Linked DNA regions of Mus musculus: all the other regions are linked to region 1. Evidence: chromatin loops called from intact Hi-C (ENCODE). Cell type or tissue: heart. All regions are shown on one strand. Region 1 holds the start of Gm36260 (a long non-coding RNA gene). Region 2 overlaps Mctp2 (multiple C2 domains, transmembrane 2). Region 3 overlaps Gm44689 (a long non-coding RNA gene). Region 4 has its middle 42 kb from the start of 4930441H08Rik. Region 5 holds the start of B130024G19Rik (RIKEN cDNA B130024G19 gene). Region 6 has its middle 120 kb from the start of Gm44689.

Region 1 (4,000 bases):
TCCTTCTGACCTCCTATGAGATTCAAGAAGCTTTAGAGTGGGCTCACACAGAAAAGAATTTTCTCTTCCACTCCTCCTTCTCTTCGTCTCCCTTCCTTTCCAACGTATAGAGAGGATTTCAGAATCTCAACAGAAATGTCAGCAGCATCAGCAACAGAGTAAAGGTGCTTGATAGCAAGACAGCAAAAGAAATCGTGGATGTCGGTTCAGCACCGTGATGCTCGTACCGTCCACTGGAGCAGTTTGAAGAAAGACTTTCATTAACATACTTACACAGCAGTTGGCATGCTTCCGGTAAGAAAGGGCGTAGTATACTGTTTTCCCTCTTTAAGTAAAATGTTTGCAAGGAAACTCCTGTAGAGATAGAGAGATGGATCAATGGGATTAGTGAGTAAAATGCTTACTGAACAAGCATAAAGACCTGAGTTCAAATCCCCAGTACCTATATAAAAACTGATGTGGCAATGGGGGTCTAAAACCTCTAGGGTTGTAGGGACAGAGACAGAAAGATCCAGGCTTAATGGTTGGAGCAGTAAGCTTTGGGGTCACTGGAAAGACCCTGTGTCAAAACAAAGGTGAAGAACAGAACTGAGTACACAGCCATCCATACATGTATGGACCCATACAGATCACACACACACACACACACACACACCACATATAGATGTGCACAAAACCTAAATAAACAATAGCAAGCACTTTCTCTTTAAAAAGAGGACTGTTTTGTTTGTTTGTTTATATCCCAGCCCTAATGTCCTTTCTGGAATTAGGCCTGATGTCCCCGTCATTTCAATGTCAGTCAACATGCCCTCACGAGCCAGGTACTAAAGCTTACAGGGCCAGTCCGAAAAGAGAACAGAGCCAAAGGCTACCCAAATGCAAGCTGGTAGCATAAAGAGCCCAGGGAAACGTGTAGCTGTCACTAGCAATCAAACTGGAGGCCAGAGAAAACTTCTCTTTGTACAAAGAGCTGATCACATGTTGACAGCTGGAATCTACATGGCTCCTTATTCAATAACCTCACGCCTTGCCCGAATTCCAACATCAGCAGCACAATAGTGGCCCAGAAGCAAACTGACACATTCCACATGGTCCAGCTGTCCCATCCCCTCTCTGAGGGCCCCCTCTCCTCCTTCTCTGTCTCCTTTCCACTCACTAAACACATATCCAACCTAAAGGGGACCTACATCGCGGATGTCATTTCCACCTGCCCTTTAATGCTTGGCTGTATGTGGAATTCGACTTCTGTGTGAGAGATGAAAAAACAAACAAACAAACAAACAAAAATAATCAAAAACTCAATACAGGAAATAAACGAATAACAAAACTCACATTCCTTTCAGCTTGCCTGCAAGTGAGGGAAAATATGTAGTATGTGACCAGTGTCTGCCCCAGCACATTCTTGACAGCACACTACAATCCCTTTCTCTATATCAGTGTATGTGGCTTAGTTGATGACCTTTAACACAAGGAGATGTGACCTGTGGCATATCCAGTGCTAATTAGTGCAACTTGCTTATATTGCCTGATGTAATACAAAAACAAAACAAAACAAAACAAAACAAAACAAAACAAAACAAAACAAAAAAGTGTCTTCTGGGAGGAGACACAAAGTTTCCACAATACCCAAGAGCCCACAGCACCTTTTTTGAATACAAGTACATTTTGTTTCTAATTTTGGCAGCACCAACCGATCATACTTGTTTAATATTCCCCATTAAGTCCGTCCAGAATGTTCCCAGGAAGAAAGTTACATTAGGGGCGATGTCTGTTTATAGTATTGTGTACTTTGTTTAACAGAGAAGTGCAGAGTGTTGAGGCTATACAAGGTATGACACAGAGACACAGGAAGCAGTCCCCTCCCCACAGTGCAGACATGCACTGTTTAAAATGCACCCTTGGCCAAGGCAAGAGGGTACACCTCAAGTCTCAACCAGTCAGGAAGCTGAGACAGGTGGATTACAAGATTAAGAGCTCAAGGTTAGTCTGAGAAAATGGCAAGTTCCCATGTCTCGAGGGCAAAAAGAAATATATCCCAGGCAGCATTAAGTATTTAAGCATAACGCTGGAAAACTGAGGTGGCTGAGAAGGGTGTATGACGAGGCAGCCATTATTAATTTCTACCACTAGGGGGCAGAAGGTAGTTCCTTTCCGAACTGACTGCTAGGCAATCAACCATCACATCCTTGTAACATTGAAGGCACTTCAAAAAGACTCAGATGTTTAACTATTGCACTAGTGATCATACATTCATATTGGGCTGCAGGCCAAGAGAGAGGGGGCGGGGGAAATCCAGAGACTTGCAGCTGAAAGGCTATAAAGTAGTGGCTTTTTACCTTAGAGCGGAACCCATCTTCAGTGACAAATTTCAAAGGCCATATGTAGGAGATTTCCATGAAAAGCAGACGACCCCAAATTTCTTTGTTTAACTAGGAGCGATCTTCTTCACAGAACAAGCGGGTTCTCCCCTTCGGTTCTTCTGGTTTATTACGCCGTTAAGGAACTCCCGTTCCTTTCCTTTCAGGTGGCACAATCAGGATTCAAGGCAGAGCGCTTAATGCCAAAGGGTATTTCATTGACACTCTCAGCACCAGAATCTTCAAGGACTTCACCCCAGGCACAACGATACTGAAGCAAATGAACGTTTAGAGTGTTCTGATAAAGAACGATGGGTTTTTGTTGTTGTTGTTGTTTTGTTTTGTGTTTTTGTTTTGTTTTGTTTTTCCTTTTAAATTAAACTCTCCAACTCAACTGCCTTTCTTCAGTAACAACTCAGTGTTCCCAATGCAATTTTCCAACTGGAGACATCATGATTTTTTTTCTTCCCCCACGTACTTAAAACACTAAAAGGGATGAGTCATTAGAATTGTGGAGATTATTTCTAACAAAAATAGTTTTGGCTCATGGGACCTCTTTAGAATGTTTACTGTGTAGGCTTGATAGCTGGATATTCCTGATTGTATTTTACACTGGAGACTCGGATGCTTTGAACATACTTCAGAACGTGCTAAACAATGAGAAACATGTTTTTTAAGAATCCATAGCAGACAGTCTGGGGGCTATGGGCAGGGTCTTTGCTAGGCAATCAGGGAATTTATAAATTCAAATAATGTTTAATTTTTATTTTTTTAGAATGAAGTTGGGTTTTTTTATTTTTTATTTTTTTTTTTAGCTCAATTCATTTTTTTTTCCTTCTTTGAAGAAGACTGTGATCCCAGGAAAAGCAAGCAAGGACCTCTGTGAAGTGCTGGGTTTGGCACGTTCCCTGCCCCCACCCTTCTGGGAGCACAGGCCTCTTTTGTAAATAGAGATAGTCAGAAAGGAGACGCACCTCTTCTGCACCAGGAGTGTTACTTGATACGTACCAATATTTCCTGACAGCGCAACAAAGCAAAATCTCAGGCCTTATGGTATCCTTAGACGGCTAAATATTGTTTGCTTAAGTCAGCTTGCCCCAAACCTTTTATGCAGCCTGACAGTTGATTGGGACAAGTCCCACTAACTTTCTTAAACTGTGCAGTCATCCGTTTGGCGGCCGGCTCCGGGGGTTCCACACGAAATCCTCTTTAGATAAATTCATACCGGCGCAGGGCGATTAGTCTTACAGCCTGCTTGATTCTCTCCTCTTTAAAGACGACACTTTCATGAGCAGTGTGGGGTTGAGGTTGTCGCCTATTAACTGTCTCTTTTGCCTTGCCTGAAAAGCTCAAAACTGGTGGAGAAGATGCAAACAGTGACAAAAAGGGGAGGGGGATGAAAAAATAGAGAAAGAAAGACAAGTAAAAAAGAAAGACAAGGAAAGGAAAGAAGAGAAAAGAAAAGAAAAGAAGCAAGAAACAAGAAAGCACCTTTTTTTCTTTTTGCTGACTCCAAAGATGACAGGTTGAAGTTGACAACCTAATCCTTCAGGCTTGTCTTACTTACTGAAGGCTCAACTAATGTCAAAGGAGGCATCTGATAGCCGTCTTCATGCCAAACCTAACAGCTCTATTGCAACAAG
Region 2 (4,000 bases), 790 kb after region 1:
CACTTACCGGATTATATATGAGGTCCAACTCTAAGTAAATAAGCCCTTTAAAAGCTTGCTCTAAGTCTTTATTCTTCAACACATAACAGTTTGGTTGTCCATCTCTAATCTGCGAGGAATAAAAAGCAAAGTATATATTAGTGCTATGATCTGTGTGTTTTCAATAGCAAAACCAAAACAACTAACTTTGACAAAGTTGGAAAGGTATTTAATTTTTTTTTTTTGCCTCTGCAAAAATGGATTTTACAACTCATTTTATATCTTCTGACATGACTTGGTAATTTATTTCCAGTTTTTATAGTGATCTCATTTTTTTTTACCACCATATGGTTACAGGTGAAGAAAATATTACTCAGGCACTAACTAAAAGATTAATCAACTTTTAATTTAGAATGAGATTATAATTGATAAGAAGATAAAGTAACAACCATCAGCTTAAAGTAGTATGTTGAAAGAAACCTAGTGGTACAGATTATGATATGATAACAGGACCCCTCCCCATTCTGGTGACCAAACTTTTCCACATATTCAAATATGATGAACTTTCTCCAAAATTTGTTGCCAATAATTCTAAAAATTGTCAAGTTATGGGGAAAAATGACAGAGTATAATACTGTTATGAATCAGAAAAGACTAGGATAATTAAATATATTTAGTACCATGAACTAGTTCCTGGAAGAGAAAAAATTATATTAATGAAGGACCAGCTAAAATCCAAATGAGGACCCAAGTTTACTTACTCATAACATACTACTATTGGTGACATTCTAGTGCTGGCAAATGCAACACAGTAATGTAAGATGCTAGCATGGGAAGAAAATAGAGAACTCTCTTTTCTTCACACTTTTCCTTTAAGTATAAAATTATTCCCAAAGAAGATTGAAGAATCATAAGGAAATGACTAAAGCAACTAATTTTTATTATATAGCTATCAGTGATTCTCTGGCCCTGAAACAACTCAAATTAATTAAATCAAATCTTAGCTGAGGTTAAGGTCAAGGTCCCAAATAAATCAAGTGACACAACATTACCTACACAACTTTGACAGTACCAAGTCACTCTGACCTCCGTCCTGCATGTCCCAGCACTTCCATGTACTATGCTAGCGACCTGCCATTCCCGGACTGTTTGATATCTAAGCAAACCCTTCCTATGGCAGCTCAGAAAGCCCTTGGCTTCCTTGAAAGGGCGCTATCTAAAGAAATCCTTGTTCTGTCTTCAGATTGAGGGCAGCCATGCTTTTTGTACAGAGCAGTAGTGGTGGACAGGCTGATGGCACTTGTGGCATTTAGAAAACACACTCTACTCTAAAAGAGCCTCAGCACAGCCTGAGCTTGTCCAACATTCTATTGTGACTCTAGTGCTTAATAATTCAAATAACTTGGGAAATTGGAAGGCCAGGAATCTGAGCCATATTTTAAATGACTATTGCTGTCACCACAATCATTCACACAAGTGGTCTTATAAACACTGGTGGAAATGCGTTGAGTAAGTCACGGTGGGGAAACAGCAATTCCACTTTACAAGGGAGAGGTCATCTTCCTTCCCAAAGCACCCCACCTCTCAGATTGAATAGCTTTCATACGGAAAGATGGCTTTCCTGGTCAGCGGCTGAGAGGAAGGGGGTGCCCCATAAAGTCCCGGCTTCCTTCCTCAACGGTGTCCAAACAGGATCCTCGGCTTCCGCTCTGGCACGGAGTCTCACTTAATAAATTGTGGGTGTTAAAGTTGAAAGACATAAAGACAAAAACAGCATGTCAATTTGCCAAGCTGAAGTACTTCCAACTTCAATTTGTTTCTGTCCTCAGTTCTTGTAATGTTAGCTTAAAATTTCCATGATTTCTTAAGGGCGAGGGAAGGTCAACAAAAGAACAAGAAGTGTCCATATAAAATTATTTCGTAGAAGGATTTTTTTTTAATTTGGTAAATGACCATTTCCTGTTACTCAATGTCCCTACCATTGTGTCAGCGAAATTCAGAATCCATGTAGGAACATTGAAGATAGCATCAAAAACAAAGATACAATGTAACATTTACTACTTTAATAGAAAATTTAATTGGAATACACAAATATTAAATGTTTGAAGATTATAAAATTAAAAACCTCTATTCCTCTTGAACATATATAAATATCACAATCCCTCTCCTGGATCAGGAATTAAATAGGATATTGGTACACATCTAACTCTTCTTTTATTTATTTTTTCTGAAGCTTTATATTCATAAAAAATAGACTTAAAAAAGTATTTAGATTTTGAGGCCCAACAAGCAGCTGACCAAGGCAGATGTAGACACTTACACCCAACCAATGGACTGAAGTCGGAGACGCCTGTGGTTTGAATTAAGGAAAGACTGGAAGAAGCTGAGGAGGAGGGCAACCCCATAGGAAGACCAGCAGTCTCAGCTGACCTGGACCTCCAAGATCTCTCAGACACTAAGCCACCAACCAGACAGCATACACTAGCTGATATGAGACCCCACAACACATATGCAGCAGAGGACTGTCTGGTCTGGCCTCAGTGAGAGAAGATGCATCTAACCCTTGAGAGACTTGAGGCCCCAGGGAGTGGGAAGGCCTGGCAGTGGGGGGGGGGGGGGGGTGGAGATGGTTTGTGTGTGTGGGGGGGGCATCCTCTTGGAGACTGGTGGACAAGAAATGGGATGAGGAGCTGTCGGAGGGTTGACTGGGAATGGAATAATGACTGGACTGTAAAAAAATAAAAGATTAAAGATAATAAAATAAATGTTAAAAAAATACATGAAGTTTATAAGCTTATTTTGTAGCTACCAATGTAATTTCATGGCATTATGTTACATATGCCCCTTTTTATGGGGTTATAGTGTTCAAAATGAAAAGCAGCTAGAGTGCCATCACCATAAATACTGAGACTAAAACAAAAGAGAATGTTCTGGAAAATACTTTCCAGGTCTATTATGAAACTGAACTGCCAACCCTTGAACAGAGGATGAAGATTTGGTGGGAAAAGCTAGGTGCATCTGCCCAGCTCCCGCACGATAGCACTCCATGAATGCTAAGCAAGCACACTGCATATGTAAGGCCACACTCAGGATTTATAGTGACAATTCTGAAGATTATTTTTAATACTAAAATTTAACAATTTTTATACAATAGGAAACTTAAAACACAGCCAAAAGAACATTTAGAGGTGAGAATCTGTCTCTACTATCAAGATAGCCGAAGCTAGAGCTGGAAACCACTCTCAGCTCACCCAGAAGAAACAATCATTGTAAATTCACAACAAAAGGAGATTTTTGCTGATTTGGAGAGTCTTCTGTGCTTACACCTGCTAAGACTACATTTCCACCAAACTAAGGTTCTCGGGGGCCTGGGGGGGGAGAAGGGGGAGGAAAGCCAGCTAATATATTAAACTTCAGTTCTGTAAGATAAAATATTGGAACAGATTTATTATATAATCTTTATATTCAACTGTGTAGGTAAGAAGGAAAATATTAGACCATAATTTAAGACATCCTCACAGGGTAATATAAAAGATATGTAATCTAATTAGGAATATATATTCTATAATTGGGAATAATACTTCTGGAATTATTAGGAACAAATTTCCCCATAGTTTAGAATAGCACCTTTCATGATGAGAAAGAAATGAGCTTTCCTACCTGCCTTCCATTACTTTCTGTCCTGTGAGTTACATGTCATCCATCTGGAGCACTGTAAAAGGTAACTCTTTGGTAATTCTCCAAACAGTTTAAAAGCTCCAGGAAGTCTGTTACTAAGTAATAATTTGAGATTTGGGATCAAAGAAAAATTACTATGAAAATTTATGTTACAAGGCCAGCCTGTAGCTGTCCCTATGAAGGGACGGGGGGCATTGGAGTCCCCTCCTTTCACCTCTGAACTCTGACTCTGCACAGATTGCAGAGAGAGGAAGTCACTTCCTTTAGTTGTATACCCTCTGCTGAGCCCACAGGGCCCCAAGGAAGAGCTCTAAAGACAATCACACAGATGGTGCTGCTTCAT
Region 3 (4,000 bases), 320 kb after region 1:
CAGAGAAATGGGGGAAAGAGGGAGGAGAAAGTAGAAGAGAGGGGAAGAGGGAGAAGTAGAGAGAGGGGAGAGAGAGAGAGAGAGAGAGAGAGAGAGAGAGAGAGAGAGAGAAACACAAAAATAAACATGACTAACTCACATAGAAGCCTGCTCCTCTCCTGGTGAGCACCATGGGTCAATATTTCTCAGCCACACAGCACAGCATGTAGGAGAGATGAAGAAAGAATTAATGACTTAGACAGCAGCAGATAATATTTTGGAGATATATTATCATATCACATCATGCAGCACACTCTTATCTCAGATTCAGAGATTAGGGAGACCTTGGTTGGCACAAGACTAAATGATGTGTAGCAGATTTTGGCTGCCTTTCTGATTTCTAGCACGTCACTGCTCCATTGGTGCCCATTTTCTTCTTCTTCTTCTTCTTCTTCTTCTTCTTCTTCTTCTTCTTCTTCTTCTTCTTCTTCTTCTTCTTCTTCTTTCTTCTCCTCCTCCTCCTCCTTCTTTTTTCTTAGATTGTTGAAGTCTTTCTCCTACAGCAAGAACATATATTTTCTCTTGAATGTGCCCTAAAAATTCATATGAAAGCTAAGACATGAGAGTACAACATGAGTCAGGAGACTGACTGCAGTGTGTATGCATAGACAAGGGGGTGGATAGTCAGATAAAAAATAGCATTCCAGCCCATTTTAAATAGAAATGAAGAGTTGTACATGTGTATCAAAAAGATGATGCGTTCTGAGCAAAAAGCGGTCTGCTTACAAATCTTACTAAGAATAGCCATAACAGCCAACGGCCAGATTGTGTATTAAGTGCTTTTTCCTCTGGCTCTGGAGTTCACAGATTCCACACAGTCCTCTGGAGAGCTAACCTATTCAGTGACTTCTGTCAATTTTCAAAAATACAACGTGGGAAAGATGTTTTTTCCAGAAATACTTCAGAGATGAAAGTGCTTTCGGGTCTAATTGCTCATATTAGCAAGGGTTACTGGTGGACGCCTGAAGTGGGCAGATCGGTGAAGAGGTTTCTAGTTTCTCTTTCACCCCACCCAGACTCTTCTGCCCACTCATGGTGATTCCTCAATGCCCGTTTGCCTCTGTTGCTGACAGATGTGTTGATACCTCTTCTTCCTCCCCATCTCTGTCTCTCTTTCCCATCCATCATCAAAAATGAGAGGCCCCAGTTGGAAGCCTCTTCTTTTTTAACCTAAGCCCTACTGCTACCTTAGGTTCCTTAAATGTGTGAAGATGAAGATTCAAAACCTCAGGGGCTTCACTTCCTAACTAATTCCTCTCCAATAACTCCTATAACTATTTGACTCAGTCTTGATCCTGGCCATGTCCTTGTCCAAGCGAGCATCAGTCATATGGCCCCCTAACCATCACTTGTCATCTAGTCTTGGCTGGACCCCCTTCATTCTATGATGCTGTCTCTCTTCTCCTTTACATCTTCTTAGTTATCTTAAGTTGCTCATATTTCCTTGACCAACTACCCTTCTCTTTTCCATCTGGATTTTCCATTTCAATAAATAAAAACTATATATTATAATAAATGAGCTCCTAATATTTAATTTTTACTGGTTATTATCCCCTATCAATTATTCTGAGCCTTAAGTATTCAAGCCACCCATTTCTGGGCCTCCCTGCTACCAAATGTATGAATCTACCTAGGTCCTCACCCCACTTATTCCTGCTTTGTCACATTGAAGGCGACATCTGTCTTCCAACAAAGTTTGTTCCTTTCCCACTCCCCACCTCAGTGTTCTGATGACATCTCAATCACTTCAAGTCACCTCACATCTCATGTGCCCAAGATATAATGCATAACTGCCCCACCTGACCTTTTCTTCCATATTATTGCTCCAAGGGAACTGCTCAGCCAGTAACTGGTGGGGCTACTTTTGTTAAATCCTTTTTCCCTCGCACGCATTCTGTGTACTAACCTCCTTCATGCTCACCTCTTCCATCCTCCTCTTCTATTATCTGTTGCCATCTCTAGTCATCCCCATTACTCTAGTCTAATCTAGATGCCCTCTTTGATCTGATCTGATAAACTAGCTTCTGAATCAGCCAAGGACTCCTTCCACCAAACACGCAGAAGCTGTAGCCACACTAGGGTCCTTTAGTTCTCTCCTAACAGACAGTGTTTCCAACCTCCACACAGCCAACTCTGAAATAATCTTTCCCAAGCCTAGGATGCTCTTGGAAAAACTACTCACATGGTAGCCTTCCTTCTGCAATGCCCCTTTAGCACCGCCATGCACACCGTCTCCTGTAGGCCAGCGCCTTCACTATTTGCATATGGACATCAAGTACTCTTTTCTGACATTCTCTACTAGATTATAAACCATGAGGTTGAGATCTAAGACAATTTTCCAGTTTTGTTTTTGTTTTGTTCTATTCTCCTCAGAATCTTCTACAGTAAGACTTGGTAAGTATTTTTCCAATAAATGACTTCACAGCCCCTCCTAGAGGATGTTTAGAAGCACTGGAACCTCTCTGTAACATTCTGACCTCCCGAGGAAAAGGATTGGTGTCTCCTCCTTACCCGTGCCCTCAGCTGGTCAATGTTCCACAAGGCTCACTATATTTAATTTTGATCACCAGTCCTTAGAACCTCTTCTGGTTAGCCAGAGGGCTCCATCTAATTCTGGCATGAAACAGTCCGGTTTCTTTACAAATCCAGTACCACAAGAGAGCAATTTGGTCCTTATTGACCTCAGGCCAAGGGAGCTAGGGTCATCTTCAGGTGCTAAGAGACACAGGCTGCCTTAACAACAAAGGAAGACTGGATCAACAACCATCCAGAATTCATTCCCCCGGGGGGCACAGGTTGTCAAAAAACACATAAATATGTGCATTCGTGGATTAACTAGGGGAGGCCAACTCTGATGACTCAAAAGATGGAAACTGCAGGTTGACTAATCTGTTGACTCTGAAAGTCTTGGTCCTCAATCTACTTATGCCTTAGACTTGAACACTTGCCACAGACAACACTTAGTTTTTGTATTAGTGACACATTCTCCTTCAATGGGCCAGCCAGAAACCAAAACAATAGGGGAAAGGACAATCTTGCAAACGGCAGGAAGTCATTAGTAAATCCCAGCTCGGAAATTCTAGGTTCCTACTGGACTTTCTAGATAACCAGCCTTGAAGGACCAGGCTAAAGAAACTCCTTTTATTGCAATGCTTGACTTAAAACTACAGTCAAATCCATGGCAATTCAGATGTGGAGTCATGTGGAAGATGGTTTCATTTGGGACCCTGGAATTAGCAGGAGTAGACCTAGCCTGTTCTACTGAAGTTTGTTTTTTGTTTTGTTTTGTTTTTTGTTGGTTTTTCTTCTCATGTGGAAAACAGGAGTGAAACATCACTCCGTTCTCAGCATGGTGGTCAGAGGAAGTCATCCATGTGGAGCTCTCAGACAAAGACAGCTCTGAAATCACAAGGTCGCTCAGAATGTCACCTGCCCAGCGCAGCCAGCGCAGGCAGGCATCTCAGGGAAGGTCGGGCAGGATGCGCTAGCTCGCCCTGGGCGCGTGTGGCCGCGCGCAGCGAACAATGGGCGGGGAGCGGGGGTTGCGCCGCCGGCGCCCGCTTTCCGGACTCTTGGCCGCACACATCCCGCCTTTGTTTCCCCGCCGGGCCGCGCGTGTCGCCGACGCGCCATCCCACCAAGCGTTTCCGGCCGTCCGCGCCGCGCCCCAGGCCGTGAGGTCGCCTGGAGGAAGCGGCGGGCGGCGGGGCGGCAGTCCGGACCGAGGGAGAGCCACCGCCCGCTGTGCTCTGGGGAGGCCTGTGAGCAGCGATAAGGATGGGGAGCCATTGTCTGCAAGCGGCCCTGCGGGCGAGGACCGCAGGCATTACCGCCCACACTGATCGCCAACCTCCGCTTACCGGGGACTCCACCTAATCACTCCACCTGGCCCACACTGGACTAGTTCTGGTCACACCCAGCTGTCCATAACCAGATCACCGTACACACCTGACAACTGGGC
Region 4 (4,000 bases), 490 kb after region 1:
ACTGACTGGAACGTTCATTAAAGTTTCCAGGGTTAAAGCCTGTAAAAGAAGAAGACACTGCACCACGCATGCAGTTTGATCAGAATTCCAAAATCTACATGCAGATGGAAATGGTCAGTGAGATCCACACTCGGTCCCTTTCTCTGCCCTCTGCACCCTCTCCTTCCCTCTGTACAATCTTACAGATCTTTGAGTGATTAGAGGCGCCCAGAAGAGAATGGCCAATGGTACTCTGTGGTTTCAATGTAGTCTGAAGATTAAACCCCTATGAAAATGATGTCTCTTCTCCACTCGCCTGCCCCCTCCCCTCTAGAAGCAGCTGCTTTTCACATTTAAATGTAGCAGGGGTAACAAGAGCCTCTTTTATCAGCTAGACCTATTCATAAGGCATTAAAATACATGCAGTTTCTTAATCCCTGGTGCAGCTCTAAGGGGCCTCAGCTTTGTGCTGAAATAGCACGTATCTTTTAAAAGTAACCGATGGAAATCATCTTCCCCACCAAACCAGTCTGTTAAAAGCAGCTCTCCCCAAGGTCTCCGCAGAGCACAAATGGAGTCCAGTCTTAGTGTGTGTCCAGCTTTCTTCTCCCCTGTAAAAGCGCTCCAGAAACAATGCCCAAGTTTGTTTATAAGCAGCCGCAGCCACTCAGCAAGATGTATCTTTCTTCTTTTATCCCACCCCCTGCCCCCAACATCCAGATCTCATACCCATCTTCAAGGCAGCGCAACTTGGCAATGTGCAGTGCCCCTTCTGGGAACAGCACTGCTACAGGAGCCAATCTGAACTTGCTGAGCAAGGTCACTTTCAGAGGCAGATCTTTCTGACCGCTCAGTCTTCAGGCACGGTGGGCACGGGTAAAAAAACAGGGTCAGGTAGAAAATCACTCGGATTCCTCCTTAATCCACGGGCCTCCGGAGCAGCTTAGGGAGGGACAGCAATGCCTTAGCCACCAAGAAAGCTGTCTTTTAGGCAGGTAGAAATCCACAGAACCTTGTGATATGTACATACACATAAATGTACATGTGATATATTCTACATGTATGGACATTTTTGTTTGCAACAGATAGCTCTGTTTCCTTAAATAAGCTTCTAAAAATAGCATAAGGCACAGTGTTAATACAAAGAACATATTTAAAATACATACATGCATACGCAAAACTGGTCTGAATTATACTTAATTCTTGTGGTTGTTTTTAACTCCCTAAATGTGCATCTTTCCCACATATTTAAATTAAGGCTGATTTTAAACCTCATTGTAACTCTCCCCCCAACACATATATATACACACATGTGTGTGAGAGTAATATATATATATATATATATATATATATATATGAATATTCTTAAATATTCCAACTTCCATCTAAACACATCTGGCTTTTTGGCTTTCTATTTTTCTATGTGGAGTCGGGCTTTCTAATCCTTGGCTTTATTGCTAATGAAAAAGAGAACATTGATTTTGATTTTCCGTGTTTATTTTTGATTAGAGACTTCTATGGAGGGGCATGGCAGTCTTCTCATAACCTGAGTTCTACCTTTGAAAAAAATATATATATATATATTTCTACTACCAAAATGTATATCTATAATGATGTTAGATTTTAAGTTCCTCCAACTGGTTTTCTATTGTGATCCAATCCATTCCAACTTTCCCCTCCTTCTCTAGCTTATCCCCTCTCTCTTTCATTTGAGGATAAAGTCTGATGAGTGCCCCTGCTTGCACCCACTATTCCTTTCCTTTATACAACATTAGAAGTCAAAGCAGGAGATCTGGCTCCCTTAGCACCCCCTCCTCATTATTAAACAAGGCCTCTGGGAATGAGACTCATCAGCTAGGAACAGGGGGGGACAAACACCTCCACCATCTCACTTCTTTCATGGGACATGTCCCTCTCACAAAGGTTGTAAGGTTTTTAATAAAAGGGAAAAAATCTTCAGGTAATTCTGAGTGCCCTTTAATACCATTAAAGGAAAACTTAATTCCAATCACTGAGATTTATTGAAAATCTTACCCTGGCCTCAGCAGTTGCGCTTGAACCATGGAACTTGACTGCCCTCTACTGGGCTTGAAGGGAATAGGTACAGGCTGGGAGAACCTGAAGAAGACGTTCCTGGGTTGTTTCATCAATAATCATAGGCATAAGCCTAGGAAATTTACACTAATATAGATGTTTCTCATATTCAAAACCAATGTGACTGTATGTAAACAATCTAACTTTCCTCATATCCCAGACTGTAATGCGGTGTGTGTGTGTGTGTATGTTTTCTTTGAAACAGTCATGTCAAATCCAGGTGAAGTAATGAAGTCATGTCAAATCCAGGTGAAGTAATGAAGCAAGCCGAAGTATGAACAAGCATTCATTTCTTCCACTTGGATATTAAGCTGAGTCATTTGCCATGGCTGTTATAGCCTTTTGGAGGAAATGTCTCCCTTTAGCCATACTTAGAGGAGAACATCTAAAACTTTTCTTAAATTGAAGTAAAAGAGCTAAAGGCTCGTGAGATAGCTCAGGGCCAAATGCATGCCTGACAACCAAGTTCCATTCCTGGGGCCTACAGGGTGGAAAGAGAACTACTACAGTTGCTTTCTGACCTTCACCTTTGCATGGTAGCACAAATCCCTACACACCAAACAATGCAATAGATGTAATTTGCAAGGAGATGAAAATCACCATATATGACATCATAATTAAAGGCACCCAGTTTATGCTCGTTGGGAGGAGCATTGGTGAGATGGATTTATATCTGTCCGTTCCTTGTATCTGTCAGTATCAAATGAAGTCATCTTCCGAATTGGTTCCATAAGCAAGAGCTTTGGACTTTCTCCGTCTTCATCATTTTCTGAGAAGTGGTATAAATGAATCCAGGATGATTGATAATTCTGGAGCGAGGATCATTAATGCCAACAGGAAAAAAAATTCACCCTCAATTATAATTGTGATACTACGTCAAACAGATAGAGGAAATCCTAATCCCGAGCTCTATTAAAATGCACTTATTTCAATTTCCAGTTGCTATGTATGTCCTATTAGCAGCCTGACATTTTGAGTAGTACACTAATTCATATGAATTGGGTTTTAAATGAAAGCTTTCAAGTCAAGCTCTATGGAACACTGAGTATAAGATAAGACCAGAATTAGCAAGGGAATGAGGTGTTACTTTCCCTACCAGCCTGCCTTCTTGTCTGAAGGAGCCAAACCCAACTGCTCCAACTTATGCGATGCTTTCATCTCGAGGACTTCACCCACAGGTGAAGCGCCTGTCCACTTCACCCCACTTTTCTTTGGAGGTCATTAGAAGCAGAGGCAGTTCTAAGTCTGCAGTTAACATATTAAATATCAGAGGGGAAATGGGAGCAGTGCTCGAAGGACCTCTCCTAGTGGGGCATTTTGGACAGGTCTATATTCTACAACATCATACAGAGTGGGCTAAGTGGATCTTTACCGAGGTTAGTAACAAGAGAGAAAGCGGCGTGGAGGGGGGTGGGGCGGCTCTGGTATTTCACTTAGCCACCACAGAGGTTGTGGGGACTAGAGCCCCTGGGACTCTGTATTCTAGTGAACGCCTCTCCACCGTAGGTCTTTCTGGATCCTAGGACCTCACACTTGACTCTGCAGGGAAAGCTTGCTGTGCACACACGGAATCAGGACGTGAACACGGCAAGTCTTCTGCAGAGGTGAGGTGCCTGACATATGCCGCATGAGTCCCTAACAGGGACTCTACCACTTAGGGATCTTATTAAAACCATTTTCCCAACTTCACCTTACTCATCTGTAAAATGAGGAACTTAGAAGCAACGTTTATGTTCCTAAAAACCAAAGGTGCATTTCTGCCGCTAGGTATAAACATACCTGAATCATTTTTAGATTCCACTAAATTCACTAAACTATACCACTAAATTAAGTCTTTAGCTCTCTCTGGGAGCAAACAACAATGAAATATGTGACAAGGAAATCAGAAGAGTTGGGATAACTTTTATATTTTCACCTTTCAGGTACG
Region 5 (4,000 bases), 1.0 Mb before region 1:
AAATTTGCTGAGCTACAAGAGGGAAAAGAAGACACCACAAAGAGTAAAACAACAACTTTAGGAAGCATCCTTGGTAGTGCAGAAATTTGGCAGTGTAAATTTTACTTTAGTAAAATGAACTGAACATACAGTTGACATGAGAAAACCACGCTTTCGGGGCAGTTTCTTTTGCACATAGAGACAGAGTGTGAGACAAGGAGGGCAGAAAGATATGGGCAGGCAGACGCTGACTTTTTGGCAAAGAGAAAAAAAAATCCTATTTAAGCTTCACCCTGAAATCTTTCTCAGCCTTCCCTTTCTCCACAGAACTCACATATTGCACTACAGCGGCAGGTGCTGTGATTATTTGAATGTTTTAAGAAATAACAAGCTATAGCAGGTACTAGCCTATCATAAACCTGGTGTGTAATAAGGTGGTCATAGAGTAAAGCTAGGCTGAGCACTTCTGGCTGATTAGAGACACCATATAACTTTCTCCTACAGAGAATAAGAAAGATAGAAAATAAGTCATTTCAGAGAATTGTGGGTCTTTAAAAAAAACTTCTCTGATTTAAGGAATTATTTGATACTGCAAATGTCAGATTAGAGGCAAGCTCAGCATATAGTGAGACTGAGGCTGACACAGGAAATTTAATAGGTAGCCCCATCTCGACTTAATAGATGAGCATAATTGATTATGGAGAAATGTTAATCTTGCCTCTCCAGTGCAGCCATTTCCATGTCAAGATTACTTTTTACACATACACACACACACACACACACACACACACACACACACGAAGAGGTGATTTTTGAGGAGAAGCTTCGTGTGTGTGTTCCTCATTTTTCAAGCTAAAGAAATTATAGACTTCAAATATATATATATATGTATATATATATATATATATATATATATATGTATATATGAATTGTAGAATTACAGCCAGCTAGGCACATAACTACCACAGAGTTAGAGGTGCTTCACTTTGTATTTTAGGACTCATTTAGCTATAGAAATGCTGTTTAGAAAGGGAAGGGAAAAAAATCACCACATGAATTGTAATTAATTTTACTGAGAGAATGAAGAGACAGGACAGCCGAATTGGGGATGGGGAGGAGCAAAAATATTTTTAAATGCCCTTCTTAAAGATGCTCAGCTGTCTTAACTCTAAGATTTAAAAGTCCTAAAATTAAAAGATACAACTCTATATGTTATTATTTTTAAAAACTCAGCCAAGCCCTTTACTGCAAATGTAAATCTATTTTAATGAGAATGGTGGCAAGCTTTATTTGACTGGTCAAAGTTAGGGGAAAACATTTGTCTTAATATGAAAAAAATATATATCCTCAGCTCCCAGGAATATGGTTTCCTTGCAGAAAGTGGTTGGCTAGTCTGTAATTCTTTACAGATTAAATCACAATATGAATACAGACCCCAGCAATTCCGAGTTTAACTCTGAGCTCAGTAGAATCCAGGATCCATTGAATTTCTCCTTTCCCTCAATCTAGTCGTGTGTGTTTTTCTCTTCCACCACACTGGAGCTCCGTGAATAGAGAAGGGGCTTCCATTGTGTCCCTCTGAACTTCCAAGTCAATGCAATTTTTAACCACTGGCTTGTGGTACTTTGAAAATCACCAGGGGCTGTCAGAGTTGGGTCCTCTGAAAAATTTACAGTGCTAAATCAGAGCATATGCTGGGAGGGAAAAAATTGCTTAAGATTGAAGTAAGTGCAGTATCTGTCTGCCCCCTAGTGTAAGAGTCCTTGCTGCCTAAAATCCAACTTTAAAAGAAAAGGAGCCCTTAAAGGGAAACGACTTGGGGCTCACGTAGGCATAGGAGAATGAAACTTCTGTACATTTTAATCTGAATAATTCTTCAGGATTGAAAATTATTTGGTTGTGGCTTGGTTGGACTGTGCTGGGATCTCGCTGCCTCTACGTTTCCGGAGTCTCTAGTGAAGAGATGATTTTTTTTTTTTTTGAAACTGGGTTTATGTGCGTCCCCCTCACCCCTCCTCTCTTTTTTCTTTCTGCCTCTGTCGTCTCTCTCGCTGGCTTTTTTTTTTTTTTTTTAATGAGGAACCGTTCCATGAACATTTTGCACAGAGCACAGAATTGCTTCTAAAGTCAGCCCGGCGCAGTTGCAATAGACAGCAAAAAGGTAAACGTTTGCCTGAAATCCGCACGCCAGCTTCACCACCCCGCCCGATGGTGAGTACCCTTCTCCTTGAGATTCTCCTAGCTTAACAGAGCGCTCTCCTTCCGGAACCGCGGCCGAGGGCGCCAGGCAAGGCTTTGGTCCCTGCCTGCCTGCCTGCTTGCCTGCCTGCATGTCAGCTGCACAAGGTTGCAAAATGAAGCGCAGAGGCAAATCGAACAGGAAATTCTGATACCCAAAGCCAGCCTAGCAGCCCCTTCGCTAGCAAACCTAGACAATCTGCTGCTTGGAAAACCAGGCATATAGGATTGGTTTTCAGTCAGTTCTATGGAAGGAAATGAGTTTGAGAAGACAGGACGAGGAGATGGGAGGCAACCGCAGTCTTTATGCTTCGGTTTAATCATATTTTGGCAGCTTTGCAATTGTATCCCCCCCTTCCACCTCTGCTACCACATACATGTAATAAAATATGGCAACGCACTGAATTGACTGCCCCCACCCTCCCCCAGACCCCTTCAACCACAGTCCGAGGCATTGCATACACGTTAGCAAAGCGATTTTCTGAAAAGCCCCAAGTCATCCCCAACCCCACACAGCACAAGGAGAAAAGTGAGAAAGAAGAGAAAGAGAAAAAAATACAGTAAGCAAACATACCAAAACCATATTTGCCTTGTTCAAGGTCCCAAACCGCTTGCATCTTCCTTCTAAACTGGAATAACTCTCCTTTAGTTTGGCGGGTGAAATAAATGCTTTGTTGGCCCCCTGAAAAGATGTGTCTTTGATAATTAAAGAGACTCTCCTCCTCGGTGTTTATCTAAGCGATTGTGCAAACTGATAAAAAAGTAGGCATTAGTCTGCAGGGAAAAAGAAAGGTGAAAGAAGAGATCTTCCACCTCAAGGAACTGCTTCCCTGTGTACCAGGCGCTCTCAGCCGTTGGAAAAGCCTGCACACTAACTTTAGAGAGAGAGAGACAGCTTCAGGGAGCTTTGTACATAGCTGCTGAGGAATGCAAGCCTCGCCTTTAAGAAAAAAAAACCCCAAACCGTAGGTAGGAGCTGTCTGGAGTGATCCTTGTCTCTCATCTGATGCCTTAGAAGGAAGAGTGCGTTGTTACACCTTGTTTGGGGCTGGAAAGAGGAGACTTTAAAAACACCCTTCCAATTGAAAAAAAAAAAAAAATCTCCCAACTTAATGAGTTTAGTCGGAGGCTGGAGCAACCCGGCTCAGTCTTAGCAGAAAACCGAAAACAACTATAGGCAATATTGCAAAGCAGGACAACCCCGAGGCACAGCCAAATTCCACCATTTGGGGTTGAGAGGGATGGAAGCTAATCCTAAAGCAAGTTGGGGGGGAAAAACCAGAGGGGGGGGGGAGCTGCAGCCTAAGACTGGCAGACACGGTCCTCTCACCCTGGATCAAAGATAGAACTTGAAACAGGAGGCCAACATTTTTTCCTAGGAATCAATTGGAATCCTCATTTTCTACTTTTAACTCAAGTCCCCCCTCCCCAATGATTTTTCTTCCTCTCCCCTGTGGATTAGTGCCTCCCTCCCCTTTCTACTGTCCATTCTAGAACTTTCCTGAAGAGGAAATCTATTTCTTTTGGGAGGAGGGGTTCCCCTATTTCATGCCTTTAAATAATGAATACTTAATTCACCCCTCCCCTTATCAATTCCCCCAAACGAGTAAAAGAAGCAGAGATACAATAACTGGCAAAACTTGAGAGCAGACTGAGCTGTCTCTTGCAGTTTAGTACAGTTTGAACTAATGGATTTTTGTTGTTGTTGTTGTTTTGTTTTGTTTTAAGAGGAGAAGAATGGGGAAACATGAATCTTTTATTTTAGGAAACTGTTATGGTAAGA
Region 6 (4,000 bases), 200 kb after region 1:
TTACCTGGAAAATTCATCCTTCACCATCCACAACCTGATAAAAGGCCTGGGAAGCAAAGCTCAGGGCACTGAGGTTGCAGAAGCTGCACAGCACAGGAACAGTTATTTAAAGTGAAGCAAGTAGGGAGAATTGTAGTTAGAATTCAACTGTGCTAGAGACTTACGTACATTTTTTTTCTATAAAGACTGTTATATGTTATAATGAGGCACAATTGGGTATAATTGCAGGGGTGTCCCATGTGGGGAATCATGCCATAGCACAAGACCAGTATAAAGATTTATTTTGGGGAAGAGAAAAGGGTGGAGGCAGAGAGAGGGTGAGGAAGACAGGAAGACAAGAAGAAAGACAGGAAGAGAGGAAGAGATGAGCCAGGAACATGTAGGGAGAGAGACAGAGACAGAGACAGAGAGACAGACAGAGAGAGAGAGAGAGAGAGAGAGAGAGAGAGAGAGAGAGAGAGAGAGAGGTCTTCTTATATGCCTGGCTCAATGCTAGCAAGCAGCAGTGCAAGCTCTTGCAAGGTAACTATTGGGCAGAGCCTAGTGAATTGTCTGTAAGTGAAAACAGTCTATAAATTATTAAAGCTGTACATTTATGTATACATCTTTCTATTGCTGCTTCAAAAGTTGCTAGGGCTCCATTTGTCTCAGCCCCTCCCTTACTTTCTACACTCTCTATCTCTCTGCCTTCTCCCTTTAGCACATACATACACCCCTACAAAGTTAATTATTATTTTTTACTAAAGTTCCTTTTAATTCCCAATGTGTAAGCTTTTATCTATTGTCATAATCAAAGAAAAAAAATTCTTATAACTGTTATAATTATTTAGTCATCACTTCTTCTTAGTTGGAAAGATCTGGTCAAAGTTGATCCTGATTTAGAGAGTCATCAATTTCCTCCTAAATATCAAGGGTTTTCAAAATATAATTATTTCAGCAAGCATTTAATAGATGCACCGCCATGAGCCAACAAAGACTATCACCAGAGATGAGAACGGGTTGAGGAAGGTTGAATGGTGGGCATGCCTCTGTCAAGAACTGGCTTGTCACCTCTAAGACCCATGTCAACTTTGGAGGGGTATATAAGTTCAATTAAATAGGTTATAAAAATTGATTCTAAGCTCAGTGTTTGAAAATAAAATTTCAAAATAAAGTCTAAAAAATGGAATAAGTACATTTGTCTACATTAAAACTTTGATCTTCTGTCCTTCCAAGCCAAAGATTTTAGATGTCTGTCTACATTTTCAAATTAAAATGTGGCATGACATATGACCAAAATCAAAGCAAGGAACAGAAATAAAAGCAGAACTATCTTTTAAAGTCAGGATCTATTCCCTATGGGTATTTTTTATTCTTGGTGTGAGCATGATTTTAACATTAAAAAACAGCTCCATCACTCTCTTTTTAATCTTGTGCTATATTCCCCTTCTCAAATTCAATGTTTGGCAAGAGCAGAGCACAAAATAAGTAAATGTGGTGGAGGGGAGAAAGAAAGACAGACAGACAGATAGAAATAAAAGAAGGGAAAGAAAGAAAAAAAGAAAAAAGAAAGAGAGAGAGAAAGAAAGATGCTGTTTCTCAATGTCCAATGTCTACTGTTGCTGTAAAATAATTATAAGAAGATTTTGTTTTCACTGCAGGATTATGGTGGTAGTGTGCTTATGCCATTTTCTGAAGGACTCAGATAAAATGGGGACATTCATTATTTAAGTGGACATACACACACCTTCTCCAGGAACTAACTGACACATCATCTGATAATCAAAGTTCTCTCTTGTTTTCAAATATGTGGATTCTCTCAAGTGCAAAGTTTTATTTCTGAGTACTTCCTAATTTGATCCAGGGGAAACTATTAGTCATGCTAAAGCAACTCCCATTGGATCTTCGGCTGCATTACACTAAATTCCAGATAATTCTTTAAATAGGCACACTGCTGGCCTCTCTTGCTCCCAAGGAGCTATTTTTAACATCATGTGACTTTGCTGCCCTCCTGTGGCTGCTCCTTAGGGTTCCCCGACCTTGCTTTAGGTCTGTGGGTTCCAGTGACCCTTTCCATAGGCCATCCACACTCCAGTACTGACTATTCCTTGCCATTCATGCACCATTTACCTTCATGTGCCGGCAACAGGTGGATGGAGTGAACAAATATTCTACTAAAACATTTTAAGCATCCTTCTTCAAGTTGGTTCAGTGACACAGGAAGAACCATACCAATTTCCTAATTCAGGTAAATATATTCCCATTGGCTTTCCCATTTCTTTGATTGTTAGAGGGAGCATCTTCTGCTGTTCTCCTACATAGCTTTTTGAATCAGGCAATCTCTACAATTACCTTCTCATCTGAGCCACTGAACATCAAAATAGCCATAGGCAACATTTAACTGAATCAATATAGATGTGTGTTCTAATAAAGTTTTCTCAAACTATAAAATCGTGGGCTACTGTGGATGCTACTTTACCCCTATAGACCATGCGTTATCGCTTCTTGATCCCTAGTTATTTCCCATTATATTAAATGTTAAAAGAATTTTTCTTGATAAGTTAATTGATAATACATTAATGAATTAATGAAGCCCATTTAAAATCAAATACATTATTTTTGAAACTTCCCTTCTATGATTGAATTTGTAGAAATTCTGGCATGTTCTAGTTCAATCTTTTACGTTGTGTTCTCTACATTGGCATATGGAATCTCTGGGTGATTTTTTTCAATTATCAAGCAAGTAATCCATTACAACCCATCTTCACCCATCAGTTTGCAAGGACTCCCTTCTTCCCATTGTAGCATGGCTACTCCTCTTCAGGAATACAGTGTCTATTATTCTTTCTTCAATCGTTGCCAAACTGACACAGCTGTGAGCATCTTTGACCTGCCACTCTCTTTCCTAATTATCTCTAACCTGTCATAAGTTTGGCTTCTTAGAGACATTTCCTTAATATCAGTCTCTTCAAGTGTATTTTTCTGTGCTTGTTTATGTATCCTCACCATTGGGTAAATAATTTCTCAACTGAACTTCCTCTCATGTTGAACTGACATTTTCTTGTACTCAGTCTAGTGGCTTCTTGATAATAAAGTCTGTGCTTCTTATCTCCCATAGCTAGCCTCACCTGACCTCCCCATGCCCAGCTTCTCCGGGTTCCAATTTGACCATGTAATTTTTATGAAAGCCTTTCTTCATAGGGCTGTAAAAGACAGTCTTCCTTCCTCAGATAATTACCCCGGTGTCTATCCTTTCCTTAATCTACCCATACTTCCCTTAGTCATGTTTATCCAACTATAGACTCAGTCGCCAGACAATGGCTCAACCCCAAACACCATTATTATTGTATTCTGTGTCCTCCTGGACCAGTGCCCACTCCATTCTATATTCATCCTTTCATATTCTAGGTTTCTCTCGTTAAACTCTAACTCCCTAAGCAAAGGAATGCCTTAGTCTTCTTCATGTTTCTAGTACCACATATTTGACTTTGAAGGCTATGAGTAAAGATTGAATTAAAACCTGGACAAAAAAGTGAATAAACATAATAATGAATTTACTCATTGATGAGCAAAATATTCTGTGCTCCTCTTAATGTTGGCCTTGGCATAAGAAAACAGTTTCCCAAAAGAACATTCTGTCCTTCAAACTCTACTGAGTGTATTTGTACTGAACTACTTTCTAAACCTCCTCTGTGTTAAAACAAAACAAAATGACCAGTCCTATTGGATGCTTTGAACTTCAATTAAATAGCAGCTTCCTCTACTGGTGGCAGTCTAAGTTTGAACCACGTAATCAACTACAATGGCTCATCTCTGCATCTAGTTGGCAAGAACTCAAGTAGAGTGATAGAGATCAGGCTGCCTGATGGCTATAACAGGGCCAAAGCAGAGGTCAGGGCTGGGTCTCTGGCTACACTAACAAACCATTCCCATCCCCACCCAAGGACAAATGCAGCTGGGATTTTATAGCCCAGAAGCTTATGCAGTTCCTCCTTCCAACAAGTCTTTAAAAATGCTGATC

The links. Peaks named below come from ENCODE experiments on the same cell type or tissue, not always from the same donor. Only the 100,000 strongest peaks of a DNase experiment are listed, where the experiment ranks them.
Region 2: a loop joins it to region 1, with 3 times the contacts of the local background. A loop is called at or near these places in 3 of 42 quality-filtered maps.
Region 3: a loop joins it to region 1, with 2.8 times the contacts of the local background. A loop is called at or near these places in 3 of 42 quality-filtered maps.
Region 4: it touches region 1 in a loop (5-fold over the local background); 18 of 42 quality-filtered maps call a loop at or near these places.
Region 5: a loop joins it to region 1, with 2.8 times the contacts of the local background. A loop is called at or near these places in 7 of 42 quality-filtered maps.
Region 6: a loop joins it to region 1, with 3 times the contacts of the local background. A loop is called at or near these places in 6 of 42 quality-filtered maps.

Annotation. Positions count from the first base shown.
Region 1 is chr7:71,377,130-71,381,129 of GRCm38, forward strand. It overlaps Gm29328 (a long non-coding RNA gene), which reads left to right. Exons shown (of 3, transcript XR_001778177.1): 2 at 111-294; 3 at 2,525-2,756. It overlaps Gm36260 (a long non-coding RNA gene), which reads right to left and starts at 2,691. Exons shown (of 4, transcript XR_882213.2): 1 at 2,337-2,691; 2 at 274-354. In heart, a CTCF peak has its summit at 2,117 (motif pointing right); no DNase peak of the experiment used is centred here; H3K4me3 peaks cover 588 bases; H3K27ac peaks cover 3,159 bases.
Region 2 is chr7:72,164,603-72,168,602 of GRCm38, forward strand. It overlaps Mctp2 (multiple C2 domains, transmembrane 2), which reads right to left. Exons shown (of 23, transcript NM_001024703.1): 15 at 8-109. Among named protein-coding and RNA genes, the nearest start is that of Gm36696, 56 kb to the left of the region's middle. In heart, no CTCF peak of the experiment used is centred here; a DNase peak (open chromatin) is centred at 1,649.
Region 3 is chr7:71,701,983-71,705,982 of GRCm38, forward strand. It overlaps Gm44689 (a long non-coding RNA gene), which reads right to left. Exons shown (of 4, transcript XR_003946799.1): 1 at 3,988-4,000; 2 at 140-536. Among named protein-coding and RNA genes, the nearest start is that of Gm44689, 2.1 kb to the right of the region's middle. In heart, a CTCF peak has its summit at 2,494; DNase peaks (open chromatin) are centred at 2,879 and 3,719; H3K4me3 peaks cover 806 bases; H3K27ac peaks cover 1,158 bases.
Region 4 is chr7:71,865,243-71,869,242 of GRCm38, forward strand. No RefSeq gene overlaps it. Among named protein-coding and RNA genes, the nearest start is that of 4930441H08Rik, 42 kb to the right of the region's middle. In heart, a CTCF peak has its summit at 2,067 (motif pointing left); no DNase peak of the experiment used is centred here.
Region 5 is chr7:70,363,302-70,367,301 of GRCm38, forward strand. B130024G19Rik (RIKEN cDNA B130024G19 gene) reads left to right here and starts at 2,082. Exons shown (of 11, transcript NR_045850.1): 1 at 2,082-2,190. It also overlaps a transcript of Nr2f2 not described here. In heart, a CTCF peak has its summit at 1,726 (motif pointing left); DNase peaks (open chromatin) are centred at 1,720 and 2,260; H3K4me3 peaks cover 3,562 bases; H3K27ac peaks cover 3,492 bases; H3K27me3 peaks cover 1,291 bases.
Region 6 is chr7:71,580,008-71,584,007 of GRCm38, forward strand. No RefSeq gene overlaps it. Among named protein-coding and RNA genes, the nearest start is that of Gm44689, 120 kb to the right of the region's middle. In heart, a CTCF peak has its summit at 1,998 (motif pointing left); DNase peaks (open chromatin) are centred at 1,974 and 3,934; H3K27ac peaks cover 124 bases.